Regions from separate parts of the Mus musculus genome. Here all the other regions are linked to region 3. A link is a contact called in ENCODE POLR2A ChIA-PET data. All regions are on one chromosome and are shown on one strand. Each heading gives the region's core, a stretch centred on a gene start or an enhancer-like site at or near the end of the contact. The rest is flanking DNA. Distances are from core to core; before and after follow the strand shown.

What was found. ChIA-PET counts read pairs that join two places held with the same protein, here RNA polymerase II (POLR2A).
Region 1: POLR2A ChIA-PET joins it to region 3 with 74 read pairs in Patski. The contact joins the promoter of Cfl1 here to the promoter of Neat1 in region 3. POLR2A ChIA-PET finds 5 or more read pairs at or near these places in 4 of 5 experiments (Patski and embryonic stem cell).
Region 2: POLR2A ChIA-PET joins it to region 3 with 10 read pairs in Patski. The contact joins the promoter of AI837181 here to the promoter of Neat1 in region 3. POLR2A ChIA-PET finds 5 or more read pairs at or near these places in 3 of 5 experiments (Patski and embryonic stem cell).

What each region holds. Positions count from the first base shown.
Region 1 is chr19:5,488,082-5,491,847 of GRCm38, forward strand. It overlaps Cfl1 (cofilin 1, non-muscle), which reads left to right and starts at 2,374. Exons shown (of 4, transcript NM_007687.5): 1 at 2,374-2,521. The coding sequence starts at 2,519. It overlaps Mus81 (MUS81 structure-specific endonuclease subunit), which reads right to left and starts at 298. Exons shown (of 16, transcript NM_027877.4): 1 at 1-298. The coding sequence starts at 41.
Region 2 is chr19:5,423,529-5,427,463 of GRCm38, forward strand. It overlaps AI837181 (expressed sequence AI837181), which reads left to right and starts at 1,616. Exons shown (of 2, transcript NM_134149.2): 1 at 1,616-1,780; 2 at 2,423-3,789. The coding sequence starts at 1,641. The coding sequence ends at 3,179. It overlaps Drap1 (Dr1 associated protein 1 (negative cofactor 2 alpha)), which reads right to left and starts at 1,451. Exons shown (of 7, transcript NM_024176.2): 1 at 1,145-1,451; 2 at 833-905; 3 at 654-747; 4 at 244-363; 5 at 32-125. The coding sequence starts at 1,186.
Region 3 is chr19:5,843,355-5,847,603 of GRCm38, forward strand. It overlaps Neat1 (nuclear paraspeckle assembly transcript 1 (non-protein coding)), which reads right to left and starts at 2,124. Exons shown (of 1, transcript NR_131212.1): 1 at 1-2,124.

The DNA.
Region 1 (3,766 bases), core at 1,124-3,623, 360 kb before region 3:
GGCAGCGGACGCTTCCGGCCCAGGCGGACCGGCTCCGCCATAAGAACTAGACTGGCTCCTTCAGAGTCTCAAAAAACCCCTGAGACTAGGATCGCGACAATTCAGTTGGTATAAGAACACTTGTTTGAGGGTAGGGTCTCTCCAACCTAGCAGGGCACCAGCTCATGGAATGACCTCCTTTCGCCATGTACTATGCAGTAAGAGGCTAGCTCGGTTTGCACGGCCTTTCCTTAGAACCGCCCCCATTCGCCCGCCGGCACCAGCCTTTTGGACAGGCCCCACCCAGGCCATGGAGCTTTGACCCACCCTTTCCTCTCACCCAAAAATTCGAGAGCAGACTCTTTTTTTTTGTGTACTGACTGTTAAAAAGGAGGACAGCGCCCCCTGTGACTGGGAGGGCCGGTGTGGGGGTACACTCAGAAACCTGAACTTGGCTTGCTTCAAGGTCTCATAAGGCTATTTCAGGCTCACTATCGTAGAAGAGGCTGGGAAAAAGAGGGCTTAAGAAAAGTGGAGGAGAGGGACGGACACAAGTCCAAGAATATTTGTGGGAGGGACATCTTAAAGGGGTACAAGGAATGAAATAAAGCTAAGGCAGAAGCAGAAAGATCTCGAAATGTGCCAAGTCGGGGATATTTGTGCACAGAAGACTCAGGCTAGGTGAATGGCGAAGATGTGTATTTAATTCCTCCCTTTCAAGGAGGAATAAGAGGTGTATCCTAGAAGGTGGAGAGTTCGAATGTGGGCACATGGTTGGATCCCGGGGATGCTAGTTAGACACTTCGCTTCTGTGGCTCATTAAAAGTGAAGGAGCCTCAGGGAGGATGAAGGTGGGAACCTTGCTGGGGCAGGGATGTCTCAAGCTGAGGGACACAGGGCTCAATAGAACATAGAGGTCCCTTCAGTGTTTGGAACAACGCACGGTCTTCAGCTGTCACGCTGTCACTCCGGAAGTCGTCGGGAGCCCAATTCGCAGACCCTCTTCTCAGTCTAGCTTTTGTGCACCCGCCTCTTTCCTCAAGCAGCCTTATAAGGAGCCTGCAGCTGGCGCTTGGACTGGGCACGCCCTCTGGAGGCTTATGCCCTAATAAGGACATCTAGGGCATCCCGCGACCAGGGGCGGAAGGAGTGCGTCTCCAGGGTAACTGCGTGGCCCCTCCCCCCGTTGCTCTGGGAAACTGCTAGTCTCGAAAAAGGTGGAGCCAGCCTTCTCCTTAGGAGGGGCCCTTGGGAGAGAAGGGGGTCAAGCTTCGGCCTCCACCTGGAGCTCCAGCAGTGTAGCCCACGGGTGCAGTCACCTGGAGCTCCCGCAGTGTAGCCCACGGGTGCAGTCTGACTACAATCCCCTGACTACAACCCCCGGCATCCTCTGCGTGCTGCCTCGCTCCTGGGGAAGCTCCTCTTTTACACCCTTTATTCAGCTTGGGGAGGTCAAGGGCCCCGGTTTCCTTTGCCTCTGAGTTGTTTGCGACTTTGCCCTTTTTTTCTAAGGCCATGGTCATTGTTTCAGGTCAGAGAAATTCTCCTGGAGTTCCCACCCCAGTTTATTTTAAACTTTTGCTTTCATATAGATTCTCTTCAGTCTTTGTGCTAAAATGATCATAAACCTATCAACTCTGGAATTAAATTGAAGTATTCCTTTTCCTGTATCGTAAAAGAAACATAAAGAAGTTTTTTTTTTGTTTTGTTTTGTTTTGTTTTGTTTTTTGATTTTTCAAGACAGGGTTTCTCTGTGTAGCCCTGGCTGTCCTGGAACTCACTTTGTAGACCAGGCTTGCCTCGCACTCAGAAATCCGCCTGCCTCTGCCTCCCGAGTGCTGGGATTAAAGGTGTGCGCCACCATGCCCGGCCATAAGGAAATTTTTAGTGCACAACTCTTCACCCTTCCCCCATGAATTACGTTTGATCTAACAATTTGCCAAACGTCTTTAGACAACGCCAAAGCTCTCAAACTTTTTATGTTAGCATTTCCTGTTTTTTAAAAAATCCTATTTGTTGAAATTTTACTCCACGGGAGCATTTCTATTGGCTTGAAGACACCGTTATACTTGGCGATTCTCTTTTCTGTGAGAGAGGATCCCAAGCTGATGATTCAAAATCTTTTTTCAGGAACCATAAAGAACAAAAAACCACTTAATTTCTGGGATAAAGAAAGTAGAGAATTATATTCAGGTCATTTTTATCAAACGATGGGCCTCTGGCTCAGAGCGTTTTTTGGTCCATTGCACCAATGGGCTCACTCTCCGTGCAACAGCCCACGCCTCTCGGCCTCCGCCTACTCTGCGCCTCAAGCTCTGCGGAACCCGGTAGCAGCTAGTTCTATTTCGGTGCAAAATCCTCGGACTTCACTTCCCGTCGGCCCGCGCGGCAAGCGCCGGAAGGCCGCCCCGCCCCTCATTGTGCGGCTCCTACTAAACGGAAGGGGCCGGGAGAGGCCGCGTTCAGTCGGATCCCGGCAGCAGCTGCGGCGGCTCAGGTCTTCAGTTGCTCTTTCTGTCTCCCTTTCGTTTCCGGAAACATGGTGAGCATTAGGCCACTGCGCCCGAGGGAAGTGGGTTCGTGATCCGTCGCTTGCGCGCCGGGCGGGGTGGGGGCGGCAGAGAAGCGGTCTTGGTATCCCATCCCCCAGCACCCCGAGCGAGATTAAGGGTCTCATTGAAGGGCAGGCCGCGCGTGCGCGCCTCCGGGCGCTGGGAAGGGCCGATTCGGACGTCGCTCGCGCGCCCCCTGGCTCCTCTCCCCTCCCCCATCCTGCCTTTGCGCCAGCGCGGCCACTGGCCGTGGGGGAGGGGTCCAGTGTGCGGGGCCTCGGGCAACGCTCGCTGGTTCTCGATGGCGCGCGCTGGACCAGAGCACGCGGCATCCAAACCCTGGCCCGGGGCCGCTAGGGAAAAGCGCGCGAGGTGTCGGCGCGCGCCCCACCCAAGGGCTGTTCCCTTCCCCGCATCATCCTCCCTCTGCGGCTAGGTTGGTCTCCACAGCAGGTGGCAGGGATTCCGCCGTCAGGGCGGGGCGGGGGCGGCCGCGGTGTGGCTCTGGGAGATGCTGAGGCATCGGGGAACCTGATTGAGACGCTGGTTCTGGAGCCTTCTTGCAACACGAGTCACGGAGTGGGTTCCTGTACAGGCTATCGCCCCACTTCTAGAAAGAGCGATTACACACTCCATTCTGTAGTCACTGTACCTCGGGCTAGAGCTAGAACAGCGCGTGCGCACATGCTTGGGCCCTGCCATCCCGGCTGCAGCTCTAGCCGAGCTAGGCCTTTTGCTGCTCTGCCGGATGGGGCCGAGGGTGGAGCCGCGTTTAGGGAAGTGACCGAGGCGGGTACCGCCCGGAAGCCACCAGCTTTTATGCTTAGCCTGAGGGCACGGGAAACTGTTTTTTGGAGTGAGACTGGCCAGAGCTACCTCTCCAGCTGACTGCGTTTACGCCTATTCCTAAAGGCGAGCCTTAGGCGTTGAGACATCTGAGGTCCGGCCGCCTCGCTGCCTCTGGGCTACGAGTGTCTCTTGGGGAGGCCCTGAACCTAGTCCAATCTTTCTCCGCCTACTCCGGAAGCGGGTGAATCACGTGGCTAGCTTCCTCTGCAGTTCCATGGTGGTGGTGGGGAGGGTTGGTTGTAGATTTCTGATTGGGTCGTCCCCCAGGGCCGTACAAAGCAGAAAGTTTTCGGCGATTTGGGGCATCACAGTTTGACCTATTAATTTGTCAGTCTTTTTTTTTTTTTAAAGGACTCACCATTCTTGGATGACAGGGAGTTGTCCAG
Region 2 (3,935 bases), core at 366-2,865, 420 kb before region 3:
GCTGAGGCCATCACCCATCAGCCTCACTCACCTCCTGCTCAGAGTCTGTCCCGGACAGCTTCTTGTCTTTGCCTTTGCTTCCCGTGCCTCCGTTCTTCCTGCCGCTGCTGCCCGGTTTCCGGCCCCTTCGGGAAGGTACAGTCCATCTGCACGAGGACTCTCTCCTCCTGGTTCATCCCCCAGCCACCCCCAACCTTGTGGCCTTGGCCTTCCCCACCTGTATACCGGGTCTTGGCTACCCACCTTCGAGGACCCTTGTCCCCATCCACGTGGTTGTCCTCCCCATCCCCCTGCATGTCAGGCACTGATGCCACCAAGTCTTTCAAGAAGTCAAACTGCTGCTCGAGTTCAATGCACTGCTTCCTAAAGAAGTGGGAAAGGAAGGGGTTCAAATGGGGCCCCCAAAACACTTAGGGAAGGATACAAACAACTTCTTCGTGTCAGTACAGTGGAACGTTAAAAACACCCCTACTTCCACCAGGCCTCCTGGGAGGGCCGGTGGCTCGGATCTGGTTGTATTCCCTGCACCTGAAACACCTAATCTCTCCTGCATCAGTCCAAATCCACAAAGCTGGCCTCCCTGGGCCTTGCACCACTCCCCCTGTCGGAACTCTGCCTCCTCAAAAGCCCCTCCCAGCTCGGCGGCCACTCACAGGTGGGACGTGGTCATGGTTTTGGCATTTCGAGACTGGGTCACCTGGCAAGCCTTCTTCAACAGGGACTCCAGGAAGAGCTCAAGGGCCCGGGCTGAAGACGTCAAGGAGAATCCAAAAAGGGGAGTGCCGCAGTCCCGCCCCACGCCCCTCAGCCCAACCGGCCCCTAGTAGGATACAGATGATGACAGGCACAGCTGCCGCCACCTTCCCAATCTCTTCGTCCGTCTGCATGATCTTTTTGATCCGCGCCTGCCGAAAGGAAGAGGACAGAGCTCGTCTCTTGCGTCCCTAACACGGGGGACAGAGGGAACCGGGGGTATCCCGGGAGAAGGAGAAGAGGGCGGGGGGCGCTAAGTCAGGAGGGCATGGAAGGGGCGGGGCGTCAGGCCGTGAACACCTAAAGGCACCCGCCCCCCCCACCAGCAGGACCTGGGCCCAAGCCTCCCGGGAGCCCTGCCTGCCGGGGCCCATCCGGGCCACGTGCTCACCGGCGGAAACCGCGCGTTATACTTCTTCTTCTTGCTTGGCATCTCGGGGCCTCTCGTTGCGCCGGGCCCAGCGCCGCCGCCCGCAGCCTCCCGGCCCCGGGCCTGTCCGCCGCCGGCCCGCCGCGGTCCCCCCCCCCACCCTCCCCGGGTCCTGGTGCCGTTTACTCCGCCTACACCACTTCCCGCAGGGTCCTAGTGCCGCCCGTAGACAAGCAGCTCCCCAAACTCGAGCGCTGGGCTTCGGATCCTCTGGGGCGGTGCGCGTCCTTCCCCGGGCTCGCCCGCCACGCCCACCCGCCCCCCAAGCTAAAGTACGAACGTTAGCTCCGCCTCCCGAAGACCTGCACCTCCCGGGATTCTCGCGCCGGCTCCGCCCCTGGACGCTGCCCGCCCCTTCCCCTGGAGCCCCCGCCCCTAGCCTTCTGGTTCCGCCTCTGGCCCCGCCCCGTGACTGTGTTTGTCTATAAAGTTGTTGTTGAGGTGGCGGGACCCTAAGATGGCGGCGGCGGCGGCGGCCGTGGCAGGGGCGGGGCGCGGCGGGGGTGGCGGCGGCGGCGGCGGCGGCGCAGCAGATCCCGGGCAGGAACGGAGCCGGGCCCGAAGTTGGGTTGGCGCGGAACGGAGTGAAGGCCGGAGGTGACTGCGGGGTGGCGAGAGGGACGGCAACCCTTAAGCTGTGGGCACTAATGGCGGCGGATGTGGTAGGGCTGGAGCCTGGTCCTCGCGCAGGCCTGGTCCTATCTGGTTCGAGTCTGGATGGTACCCATTGACCCCCTGATGGGCCGCTGCCCTCTCTGGGGCTCAGAGCCTCGGTGTTTCACGGTGCCCCCAATCGTTCACCGGGGGAGGCCTGGCCCTCTACAGCCATCCTCTGAGGTTGGCGACCCTGCGTTTTGCCTACGTCCATTATATTGCAGCGCCGCGCTACCTTGCAGGACTCTAGTCCGGTGGTGTAGCCGAGCCCCGTGCCAGTTCACACTTAAGCTCTGGCGCTCTTTACGGGCATGACCTTGGGCAAGCCCCTTTTCTTAAGAGTTTCAATTTCCTTGTTTGTAAGCAGTGAAAGTAGTACTAACTATAGCTACTCCACCTCAGGCGTCTTATTCTGGAGACAAATCTAGACAGGATCAGTTGTTACCCATTGTGAAGATGAAGCAACTGAGGCACAGACATTATGTCTTGCCCAGGGCCACAGTTTACTGCAGTGCCTGGCACCCTCCAGGACCCAGCACTTTTTATTTACTGTCTCAAACCTCTGACTCAGTTCCCTCACAACAGGATGGAACCAAATGAGGAGCTGGAAGAGGAAGACTCTCCAGGTGGCCGGGAGGATGGCTTCACTGCTGAGCACCTGGCTGCAGAGGCCATGGCAGCCGATATGGACCCCTGGCTGGTATTTGATGCCCGTACCACACCTGCCACAGAGCTGGATGCCTGGTTGGCCAAGTACCCACCATCTCAAGTTACTCGCTATGGGGACCCAGGTTCACCCAACTCTGAACCTGTGGGCTGGATTGCAGCCTATGGGCAGGGTTACACCCCCAACTCAGGGGATGTACAAGGGCTGCAGGCGGCCTGGGAGGCTCTGCAGACCAGTGGGCGACCCATCACACCAGGTACCCTGCGCCAGCTGGCCATCACCCACCATGTGCTCTCCGGCAAGTGGCTGATTCACCTGTCACCTGGCTTCAAGCTGGACCACGCCTGGGCTGGCATTGCCCGGGCTGTAGTTGAGGGCCGTCTCCAGGTGGCCAAGGTGAGCCCACGGGCCAAAGAGGGTGGGCGCCAGGTCATCTGTGTTTACACGGACGACTTCACGGACCGCTTGGGTGTGCTGGAAGCAGATTCTGCCATTCGTGCTGCAGGCATTAAGTGCTTGCTCACTTACAAACCTGATGTCTACACCTACCTGGGCATCTACCGAGCCAACCGCTGGCACCTTTGCCCCACTCTCTATGAGAGCCGTTTCCAGCTTGGAGGCAATACCCGTGGCTCTCGAGTGCTGGACCGTGCCAACAATGTAGAACTGACCTAATGGGGCCGAGCAGGAGAGACCACCTTTTGCTTGGATCCTTCCTTCTTCTCTTCCTTGTCCCAAGAAGGCTGAGCTCCTTAGCCCTGAGGACTCATTGGCGTGGGAACTGCCTGCACTCAGTCCCTTTGCACTTCTGCTCTCTTTGTGCAGGGCCAACTCCCACCCTCACAGGTTGGGGGCTCTGGCTCTTGGAGGGCGGGGCCCTCGGCGGCCCTCTTTGATGCTGCTCCCCACCACTGCCCAGGACCACAGCTTGGGTGCAGAGACTCGAGGAAGTCTGTCCTGGCCACCTCTGTCCCCACTATACTTAGCCTGCATTCTTCCTTTTCTTTCCTCCCTCAGAAGGGAGAAAACTTAGTGCTTCCAGCCCCTGCCCTTGGCGCCATCATAGTCCAGGTGGCCGGGCCCTTCCAGGACTAAGCATGCTATTGGGACCTGTACATGTTCTGGCCAAGAGGAGACGCAGGGTCATGGACATGGGGTCTGCTCCTCCCTGCAAACTCATAGCCTGCATCACCACCACCCCTTCCCTGGCTACCTTGACATGTGCCTGCTCCTGACATTTCAATAAAACCCAGCTCGGGTCTGTGTCTTGAGTGTTTTTTACAAACACTGTCCTGATGGTTATCTGTGTTGGCTCTCGAGGAAAGATGGGGCCGGAAGAGACAGCTCCAGCCTGAGTGGGCCGCCTTCTCCTCCTCCCTCAGTGGTGAAAGTAGTGTGCTGCTGTGCGGAGGCCAGGCACCATCGCTGAGA
Region 3 (4,249 bases), core at 874-3,373:
AATCCTCACCCGCACCCCGACTCCTTCAACCCACCAATGCCAAGCTGAGCCCTGCTTTCTCCCACAAGTCCCATATCTGGTGCCAAAAGTATTATTCCCAAGCTTGATCCATAACTCAGGTTTCACCTTGGAAGGCCATTGTTTCAGGACACTGTCATCTGAGCAGGGCTGTGAACCCAGGCCAGCCTGGTATACACAGCCAGGCCCTAAGTCATAAAAGCTAATGAACAAAAGGGGCCAGAACCACTGTTGCCACTCAACCACCCAGTATCAAATCCACACCCTGGGAGAGACCATTCCCAGGGACCACTTCGGGCCCACGGATCCCTTTTAGTCCAGAAGACGTCCCAAAGCCCAAATTAGATACGGCATCTACCAAGTCGGCAGAATTTGTGGCTAACTTGCGCCTTCCCACTGTTAAACCACAAACCCTACCCATTTTACAACCAGCTCCATCTAAGGAAGATTCCTCCACACCAGTCATTTACAACCCAACAGCTTTCCCCAACACCCACAAGTTTTCAGTTAAGAATCCCTCTGACCAATGCAGAGGCAGGCAGGCTGCAGAAGCAGGGAAGGTGGGCGAGGTCACTGGGGTCCCGATCTACAGTGCAGCACGCTGCGCAGACGTTAAAGTGTCCTACACCTTACGCAATCTTCTCGAGGCCAAGTTCGCAGCACAGAACTACAAAGGCTGGATGGAGGCTTGTTTAGAAGATGCAGCAGTCGAACGCCTCTACCCCCATGAAAAAGGGTGCCTGCTGCCATTCATGCATCCGCAAAGAATGATGCTCCCAGAACAAGACATTCATCTGGAACATTCACAGCCGACGGCCCCTCCGGCTGGAAGCACCTGCCCACCCCCTACAAGCTGACTTCAACGATGGCCTCCTGAGCACAGGGCTTCCTGAGAAAGGCCTGGACCCAGGGCAGGGACGCGCTTCCTAAGCCTCTGGAATTCACTGTGTAGGCGTCAACCGAGGCCGCTGTCTCCTCCAGGGTGAGCCCTCCTGCACTGCTACGACTCACACTGGCAGGGGCTCCATATCTCCTGGTGCCATCTGCTTGCCATGGTGAACACTATAGTGATAAACCACGTCCATGAAGCATTTGGGTGACCGGAAACATGGCTGTGAGCCCACCCCAGGGTCCACACTCACGTCCCGCCCTCTGTGAATCAACACCATCCCTCCCCGCCCAGTCAGGGTGTCCTCCACCTTTACCAAAATGCCGTGCCCAAGACTCCAGCACCGACTCTACATCCTCCACAGGCTTACCGGACGACCCAGGGGCAAGGTTTTAAGTGACCCCTTAACCTCAGAGTGAGGGGCAAGAGTAGGGAAGAGTGAGACCACAGAAGAGGAAGCACGGAACCTAGGCAAAGTCCAGAGAGGGCACTGCTATCTGAAAAATAAAGTTGTGATTAATGTGGCCCCAAGACTTGCGCCTTCAATCTCCATGGTCCCCGCCTGGCAGACCTGACAGTAAAAACAACTTGTCTCTGCAGCCTCCTCCGGCCTCCCCTCGCACCCCGAAGTGGGTGCAGACAGGCCACACCCAAATTACATACCACCCTGGGCCAGAGCTGTCCGCCCAGCGAAGCTAAGTCCACCTTCCATAAGACCAGGCCTCATCCCCAGGTGGGTTCACAACCCCTTATCTGGAAAAAAAGGGGTCTGCTGGTTTTGTCAAGATCAAAGGCGACCTCCACTACGCACCTAGTCCTGCCCCACTGCCTGTCCTCTATGATTTCCGGGGCCTTCAAGGGCCCCCAGTCCACCCGTCTCCATCAACTGCTGCTCTGCCACTCAAGTTAGGACACTGCCCCCATGTAGGCCTGTGAAACTTGTGCCCTCCTGGACGTCAAGTGCCAGCAGACAGCAGGGATAGCCTGGTCTTGAAAGCTGCTGGTTCTTTGTGGATTGTTAAAGGCGCTTTGGAAGCTGCCTTCCACACGTCCACTGTCCCAAAATCTAGTCTCCTTTATACTTAGCCCCGCTTCTCCTCGCACCCCCATCCTAGTGGCTGCCTCTAATTCTGCCACCTCTCTCATCTGAGCCCTGAACTGGCCACTGCCTCCCCACCACTAGCCCCAAGAGCGAGCCCTCCTTGTCACTAACTCCTACAGGTGGAGGTTACAACTTTTGCTTTTATACTCTTGTGTCGCGTCACCCAAACACTGCTAAACGGAACGATTCCTCCACGGGCACTTAAAAAAAAGTTCCTCCCCGACCTAGCCACAGAGCCAAAGGAGCCCACGAGGGGCGGGTCATGGCCTCCGTCAACCGCCACTCCCTCAGATTGCTCAATGATCCTTTTCTGCTCCTAGCGGTGCGTCACAGGATGAAGGGCATATCCAAAGATGATATTTGGGCGGTGAACACCACCGGGGATAAGTAAGTCCCCTTTGCTGCTGAAGGGTAGGGTCAGCTGTTGGGGAAGAGGGTCACACCGAATGTCAGCGCTGAAGGAAAAGTACACGGGTCGCCTCAGGTCACCACGCCCCGACGAGGTCCGAAAGTAGGGCCGGCAGAAAGCCTGGAAAATTCCACTCGGTGGCGGAGGGATCTCTGCGGTGGCGCGTCAGGCGGTAGGGGTGGGGGGGTTGGGGCGGGACCGGGCGCGTGACTTCTCGGGCGTTGCCGCCGCCTGCTCGCAGGGTGACGTCAGTGCGGGCAGCAGCAGGGTGGGGGTGGGGAAGAACTATCCCAGCAGCTTGGGTGGAATGCTTAATTGCGTCTAAGGTTAATTAAATTGCGGGAAAGGTGGTTGCAAGCTATGATAAAGCAAGACTTTTGTATGGTACACATGCATATAGAATGAATGTGTGTATGTAATGTTTATGGTTGAAGAGCGCCCAGTACAGTTAAGTGATTTTAGAAAACATTTTTGCTTTTGGGTGTGGTATAGTGAGAAAAAATATTTTTAAGCTGCATTTCTCTGCGACAGTGTATGGTGGAGTTCAAGGCGTGGGTTTAATGACCACTGGGGGAGCCAGGCTGGCTGTCTACTTGGGGTGGGGTCCAGCACAGGTCCAAAAGCAAACGTTGTCCACAAACAAGGGCTTAGTGAGGGTTTTGAAAAGGGGAATTGTCACCGCCCATGTCAGTGAGGAGCTCGGACAGTCTGACAACCCCCCACCCCCACCCCACCCCGCCATGAAGCATCTACTCAGCTCTTCTGCCACCTGCCTCCACATCCCCCCCCCCCCATACTCCCCAAAATAAAAAAGCTGGTTCAAGCACGCAGAATGAAAAAGGCAGCTGGCAGAATTAACTGCCCGGAAGTCTCCTCCCAGGCTCGACACCCACTCTACAAACAAAACCACCCAGTGACAACAGGCTCCCTTAGCAACCCGGAGGAGGGAAGGAGGGGGTTGTTTTCCGGCCTCTAGCATATGGAATCTGCAAGCAAGGCCCGGCCTAGACTGCACCCTCCCGTTCCCGGAAAACTGGTGACTCTCTCTCTCATGTGACCAGCACAGAGGGTGATTATGTGGCAAGTGCTGGCTTGCTCACCGGTTCTTATGCCACGTAGATTCCTGCGCCTCACCCTTCTCCAAGGGCTAACCTAATCAGCCTTTTATTTATCTTTCTTTCTTTTTAATTCCAGAAAGGGTCTCATTTTGTCTCATACTGGCCTGTACTTCTTGGCTCATCCTCCTGCCTCAACCTTTTTAGTGCTGGGATTACATTACCACTATGTCCGCCTGGCATCAGTTCCAAGTGTCGGTGGTGGGTGGCGGTGACTGCCTGCAAGAACAGGGAGTTGCTTGTTAAAATGTTCTAGAATGCCAGGAGGCGGCTATGAAAGCAGGAGGGAGGGAGGGGCTCCCTGTGGCGGGCCTAGCCTGTGGAGTCAGTCTTTTCTGACTTTGAGGTGCTTAGGCAATTGTTCAACCACCTTCAATTTCCCTTCATATTATTCTTCAGTCCCAGGAACAGCTTTTGAGACTTTTTTTTTTTTGAATTAGTAGGAACAGGGTTAATTGGTAACACACCAAGCCTAGGGCTGTGTAAAGCTAGGTCGCCTGGTCACGCACAGATGAAGCATTTGTGTGCTCACAAGTCTGCAGCAGCCCAGGGACTGTCTCCAGTTCTCAAGGGCAAGATGGCAGTGTCAGAGGCTCCTGGCCTTCAAGGACAGTTTTCTTTGGAAACAATGTATTTGAGGGGAGAGGTGAGGAGGCCTTAGGGCCGAGGCTGTGCCCACCCTTCGCTGGTGGACATACCCAGAGTTTCTTCCTTCA